Regions from separate parts of the Homo sapiens genome. Here region 2 is linked to region 1. Evidence: chromatin contacts called from ENCODE Hi-C or POLR2A ChIA-PET data. All regions are on one chromosome and are shown on one strand. Each heading gives the region's core, a stretch centred on a gene start or an enhancer-like site at or near the end of the contact. The rest is flanking DNA. Distances are from core to core; before and after follow the strand shown.

Region 1 (3,332 bases), core at 780-3,279:
TGACACCAGGATCAATCCTTTTTCCTGGCCTTACTTGTCTTAGGAATGTGGGCAAAGAGAAGAGGGGAAGGGGGACTCTTTTCTAAATGTGTAACATTTTTGGAAAAACCAATGTTATCATTTGGCTTTTAAGACTGCATTCAAGTTTCTAGGAATTCACCTTGCACATTCAATGTTCAATGTTTAGGAATGAAAAGCTCAACATTTCTACCAACCAGAAGAAAATCTATGGAGGAGCATGGACATATGTACTGATACCTCTATTCCTTCCCATCTCCTTACATGCCCTGTGAATAACATAAGTTAACATTTTATAATGCTTCTTATGAGAGCAAAAAGGGGAGTAGAGTTACAGCACTCATAAAGTCTTCCTACAAAACTGTGCAAAGAAAACACCACTATGTGGAAACGTGTGGACTACAGAGCATGCTCAACAGAAAGGCCACAGCACTCCCGAGTTACTGACAGAAAACAACCTCTTGAGGATTCCAGGCCCCAACCTAAAAGGGCTTCAATAAGCACTAAGCCAACAGAAGATCAAAGTGAAGAAGTAAGCTTAACATTAGTTATCAGCCAGATGGAAAGAATAGCAAAATTCCACATCATCGAGATTAGAAAACAACCGACTGGCTTTTCAATTTACTTTAGATCAGAAAAAAAAGTCGGGGAAAAAAGTCCTTATCAAAGGTTAACCAAACTAAGTCATTCACAATTACAAGAGATCTAAGACCCATACTACTCAAATTCGGCAAAAATGTACAACTCAGAGGGAAGAGGGGGAAGATCCCTGTTAATTAGTTGCCTCGATAAAAGAAAATATCATTTTGGTCAGTGCACAGCGTTGATAGGGTTTCGTTTCTCAATGCCTAAATGCTGTGAGCCCGACGTACAGATTCAAGTATAAACAACACGTGACCAGTCCTGTTGCCTACGTCTTCATAAGGCTAATTGACACAGAAGATAGTTCACACACACACCCTTTTAAAGTTCATTTTGTATTTTGAATTCTTTTCCTATTTTCACTGGAAGGGGTCACCGTGGTAGCCCGTGGGATGGACGCTCCTCTACCTTTTGAGGCAGGTAGAGTTCTTAGATAGCTAAGCCCAAGGGAAAAAAAGATGTTAACTCAAAATAACCGCCCCACACCAAACTAAGCGATTTTTCTATTCCCCGGTTGTTCAATCCGTAGGGAGAAGGAGGTGGTCGAATTCAAGGAAGTTAAAGATTTCACAAAGTAAACACGTACACAATTTTCCGTTTCAAAGGGCAGTTTCTGCTTTCTTTTTTAAGTCGATATAGACCATAACAGGAGCTCTGTTCGTCTAGACCTCTCTTGGTTAGTTCAGATGTACGCGGGGGGAATACAGAAGGAAGGGGGTGTCCTCCTTCGGCCCACCATGTCGCGAACACGTCGCGAGTCTTTAAGGGAAACAGCTTTACTTCGGTAAGGGCGGGCGCGAGCCGAGGCCAAGGCGCCGCCCGGGAGCCCCGCGGGCGCCGAGGCGCCCGGTGCCGGGGCCGGAAACGCCCAGCTAGCGGCGTACCGGGCCGCCCCTTCCCCGCGGACCTGCCCGGAGCTCCGCCGCCCTGGGGCCGCCGCGGGGTGCGGAGGGCGGCGCCGGCCGCCCGCGCCCCTCCCCCGCCCGCGGCGGAAGCGTCTCGGGTTTGAAAGATGCCGCGGCCGCCGCCTCCCACCCGCCGAGCCACAAAGGGCCGAGCCCCCTCCCGCCACAGCCCTCCTCCCCGGCCCCTCCACAGGTCGCCGCGGGCTCCCAGCCTGCCCGGCGCTACTGTCGCCTGCTCACCCGCGTCCCTCGGTCCGGAGGTGTGGGATCCGCTCCAGCCGGTGGCCCCGTCCACACTGGGCCCCTCCGGCGCGGCGGCGGGGGCGTGGCCCTCCCGCCGCGGCCTCGCCTGGGGTCTCGCCTCCGCCTCCGGCCGAGGAAGGCTGGCGCCGCCGCCTCTTCCTTCCGGTTTCCCCTCGCACCCTCCCTCGCTTGGTCCGTCCAGCGCGGAAAGCAGCGTCCTCTGCGGGCGCCGCCGCACGCTCCTCAGGGCCCGACCACCGCCAGACTCCTCCCCCGGGAGCCGCGCCGCCCGCCCGCCCGCGCCGCCTTGTCAGTCCGGGGCCGCGAGACGCCGGGCCCGCCGCCCCCGCCGCCCCCGCCCCCGCCCCCGCCGCGCGCTCTCGCCCCCGCCCGCGGCCCGGGAACGCGCGCGCAATGGACCGCTGGCCAGCCTGCCGCGCCCGCCCTCGCCACGCCGCCCTCCCGCCTCGCGCGCGCGCGCGCCTGTCGGCACCAGCGGCAGTTTTGCAGTTTCCCGGGTCCTCGCGACCGTCCCCCGCCCCTCCCTTACTCTAGCTGCCCCCGCCCTTTTCCTCTGCCGGATGCCACCGGAAAGCCAAAACAATTGGGGCCGCGCAGGCGCGAAAGAGGAAACGGAAAGAGCAGGAAGGGCGGGGGCGGCGCGAGGTGACGGGAAGCGTAATTGAAGGGGGTTCCCGGGAAAGGTCATGGGAGAGCCCTTGAGGGGCGCGTGCGCGGCAGAGGGGCACTCCGAGTAGCCGCGGCGGCCGAGGCCTTGGGCCTAGACGGGCGGATGGAGAGGCCCGACAAGTTCATTGCTAGGAAATCTAGAGAGCAAAACACCAATTGTTATGCTGAAGGAGGTGTTTTATCCCTTGGAATTTCCCCTGAAATACAGATTTTTGCAGGCTGGCTCGGAAAGTGGGAATGAGTAGGACTAAACAATACCAGACCGGGGGCAGGAGAAAGTTGAGGAGGCGTTGGGCGGGTCGCTTTGTTGCCGCAGCACCTCTTCTCCAAACCATGCCCTCCTCTCTCCAGAGCCGCTTCGGCTTTTCCCAAGGCCAAGGAAGAAGTCAGAGCAGCACCCAAAAGGGCCCGCAGTTGGGGGAGGTTAGGGGAAAAGGGAGAGAGAGACATCTGGGTGCGGACGGCAGCTCCAGCGTCTGAAGCCTTCCGTTGTGTGCTGCAATGCGGCGGCTGCACGCCCCCAACCCCCCGAGTTCCAAAAGAGCGCCTTCAGCGTTGCTTCGCAAAGCGAAGCGTTTGTAGCAGCAGCTAATGGCTGTGGCCCGTACTGTTTTAGTTAACTTGGCACAGCTTGCTGGCAGGCAGGCTGTAAATTTGCTAGGAGCTATTCGTGGATCAAAAAATTGTCAGAAATGCCCACACAGACTCCACCTACCTTCCTAACTTACAGTCTTGGCACAAGCCCAATCTAGAGAATATAGATGACTAATTATAATCTGAAAGGCCATACAGTACATTACTGAAGGGAGCCTCTTCCTGTAAACTAGGCTAGAT
Region 2 (3,382 bases), core at 42-2,541, 4.6 Mb after region 1:
TGGGCGGGGAGTTCCTGGCTGTGCGGTCACACACACACACACCGACTCACACACACACCCACAACACCCCCCCCACACACACACACTCACACACACACCGACGACACACCACACACACATACATACGCGCGCGCGCACACACCACACACACACACACACACACACACACACACACACGCCGCCTCGCGCGCGCTCGCGGCACAGCACCGACTTCCCAACCCCAAACACACGCGCGCACCCCCGGGACAGCTGAGTTCTGTATTTCCTCTTCCTCAAAGCGACTCCGGCGATCGCAGTCGCCACTCTCCGCTCCGATTCCCGGGCCCCCTGGCATGCCGCCGCCCCCTTCTCTGAAGGCGCGCCCGGTGCGTCCCCTCTCCGAAGCCGAGATTTCCACGAAGCTCCACAAAGCTCCCCGCCGCCTCTCTCGGTCTCGGCGGAGACCCCGGTGTGTCCCCGGGAGGAGAGTATTTACTAACCAGAACCTCAGGGGCTCCCGGCTGCCCAGACCGCCCTCTCCGGCCCTCCTGGCCCCCATTCCTCTGGCCCATCACCGCCCCCTCCCACGAGCGCGCTCGCCGGGGGATTCCCTCCCATCCCCGAGTGCAGGAGAAGACGCCGAGTCTGAGCCGCAGCCGCTTCTCTAGCTCTATAGGAATCTTGACTCCAAGATCCCAGCCCCACATCCCCCGTCCCCAGTAACCCCGCGCCAGCGTCGCAACCCTCCCGCGCCCCCCCTCCCGCAGACCCTGGTCGAAATGTCTCGGCGGGCTCCCGGGCCCCGGGCCCTGCGCTTCATCCGCGGGCGCCGCACCTCCAGCGCCCCCTCCCTCCGCTCCCACTCCCACTCCCGCCATCCCCGGAGCTCAGACTTCCCCAACTGCAGAGCGCCCCGACGCGCCCGCAGCCCTCACCCTGCCGAGCGCGGCGGCCACCCCCGCCCGAGCCGCGGCGCCCCCAGGGAGGAAACAAAAGTGTCTCCGCGGCGCCCGGAGTCCCCCGGAGCAGGACGCCTCCTCCCGGCCCCAGTCCCGGCCCCCTCCCCTGCCGCGCCGAGGTCAGCGAGTCGGGGCGCGGCGCCAGCCCAGGAAACTTTACGAACCTGCTTGGGGTCGCAGGACAGCAGCGGCAAGGGTTCCCGGCGATCAGAGCTCCGGCGACCCGCCACCATTGAAGGGGAACTGGAGGCTCTGTCGCCCAGCGTGGGGCCGCGGCGGCGTGGGTGGCTCTGCCTCTATCCTGTGCCCATCCTCGCCCGCTCCCGCTCGCCCCAGCACACGCACTTACACTCTGGGTCGGCCGGCTGCTGCACCGCCGGCTGCCGCTGCTCTCACTTCCTCTTCCTTCCTCCTGCTGGCCAGAGACACATTTTGCATCTGCAAGGCATCCGGAGATCAGCCGCGAACTCTCCTCCCGAGCGGACGCTGCGGAGTTGCAGCCGCCGCCCCCGGCACCTGCGCCAGGACACTCGTGGTCTGCGCGTTCGCCTTGCGCCCGCACCCTGCCTGGTCCCTGCCCACTGCACTTTGCCTAGGGGGATGCCCACGACTTTTTGAAGTCCCCCTACTTAAAAGACAGAAATGTCAAACACCATGCATGCCTCAGATCTGCTATAAATAATATGTGTGCAGAGCATGACTTCGATGAGCTCACACACGGCGTTTGGAGGCACTAATTAACTCCGTCACCCTCATAGCGCCATCTCCGGGAGGCCAAAAGCGAGTAGCATCTTTTCACATCCTTTTTTAATTTTTGGCAACCGGTTCCGGATATTAAGGGGAAACTTCGGTGGGCTGTTTGAACGCTACTTTAAGACGTGTTTGTTTTGACGCTGTGCCTCTACCCTTGGACAGAGTGGCAAAAAAAAAAAAAAAAAGTTTCCTCCCTCTCCGTCGACATCTATGTATTTACTAACCCTGCAATTGAAACTACAAGATGTATTTCTAACCAATTAAGCCAGGGACTTCCTAATTTTGCATAACTTTGCATAAGGCAAGACGTTCCACCCATAATTTGATATTTAGAATAAATTACTTAATTCATGCAACCTACTTAAATCATTTTCAAAGCAGAAATCAAAAACGTTAACTCCCAGCCTAGCTGGCAGGAGGGAAGAGGGTTGCAGGCGAACCACCTGTCCTCCCCCAGTTCAGAAATACCTACATTGGCTCTACCGGAAAAGTCAAAGGCAGTTCGGCATTTTCTTCTAATTGGCAAAGGAAATAAGTCGGGGGCAGGGAGGCATCAGAATCAAGGTGGAAAACTAAGCTCCCTTTTAAGATCTTCCCCCTCAAGAGCCACAGGCAGCTGTTGAGCACTTGAAATGTGGCTATCCCTGAGATGTTCTGTAAGTGTAAAACAGACATACAATTCAGTATTTTTAAAATGAATGTAAACTAACTTGTTAAGTATGTTTATGTTGATTACATTATTGCAATACATGAGAATAGTCTGATGTAGTAAGTCAGTTGGATTCGTCATGTGTTGGGTTAAGATATAAGCATATATAAGATTAATTTCACCAGTTTCTTTTTACATTTTCTGATGTAGCTACTAGAAAATGTAAGGCTACACATAGGCTCTCATTAGTGGCTCACCTTATACTTTTAATGAACAGCTCTGATCTAACTCCTTATTATACGCATGACTCTGGGAGGCAGTATTAGTATCAAGAGTGCCTGGGTCCAGATGGTTATAAGCCAGTAACTAAAGCAGGGTGACTGCAGGAAAGCAACTTAACTTCTGTATTTCCTCATCTATAAAACAGTAATGATATAATAACAAAAGTCAATAGCACCAACTATTAAATGAAGTAATTTAATAAGTAGTCAGTAAATGGAGCCTTTACTAACGATGCTCTGAGACACTTGTAGTGATAAGTATGAATTTGATCTACAACCTTGTAGCTAAGGCATATAAAGACCTTAACTTTAGTGCATGCGTGGTGAGCACTCAGTAAACATTAGCTGTCATAATTGTTCCCTCCTTGCACAGCAATTATGCAAATCCACTCCCCTGTAACCTTTGGTCCCGGGTCTTCACATCTTTCCTCCATGAAGTAGTCTTTCAGATCTTTGAAGTCAGCCCTCAAATTTTACCTAAACACTCTCTTTTGAGGATTAACCATCCTCAATTATTCTGACTCTTCTTCATGTGACATGGCTTCAAGTCTCTCTCATTTGAGCCATCTTCTCCCAGAAGAATATCTGTCTCTGCCCTTTAAAAAAAAAAAAGAAAAAAGAAAAAAAGAAAAAAAAGTAGTCTTATAGATTAATTACGTAATTAACCATTAGCAAACACAATACAGCCTGAGATCTTCTCTCTCTCTCTCTTTTTTTTTTTTTCTCAAATACATCTCAGTGTTGATAGGAGTGCAAGGGGA

Evidence for each region. A loop is a pair of places that touch in the nucleus more often than their neighbours do. ChIA-PET counts read pairs that join two places held with the same protein, here RNA polymerase II (POLR2A). Pooled maps may share reads with other maps.
Region 2: a map of naive thymus-derived CD4-positive, alpha-beta T cell shows a loop between it and region 1 (7-fold over the local background). The contact joins the promoter of ELMO1 here to the promoter of KBTBD2 in region 1. A Hi-C loop is called at or near these places in 1 of 168 maps with a recorded cell type or tissue (naive thymus-derived CD4-positive, alpha-beta T cell) and 7 of 50 pooled maps. POLR2A ChIA-PET finds 5 or more read pairs at or near these places in 1 of 52 experiments (activated CD4-positive, alpha-beta T cell).

The regions. Positions count from the first base shown.
Region 1 is chr7:32,889,731-32,893,062 of GRCh38, forward strand. It overlaps KBTBD2 (kelch repeat and BTB domain containing 2), which reads right to left and starts at 2,030. Exons shown (of 4, transcript NM_015483.3): 1 at 1,806-2,030. RefSeq lists a silencer at 1,390-2,339 and enhancers at 2,111-2,814, 2,520-2,579.
Region 2 is chr7:37,447,573-37,450,954 of GRCh38, forward strand. It overlaps ELMO1 (engulfment and cell motility 1), which reads right to left and starts at 1,292. Exons shown (of 22, transcript NM_014800.11): 1 at 1,103-1,292. RefSeq lists silencers at 932-981, 992-1,041.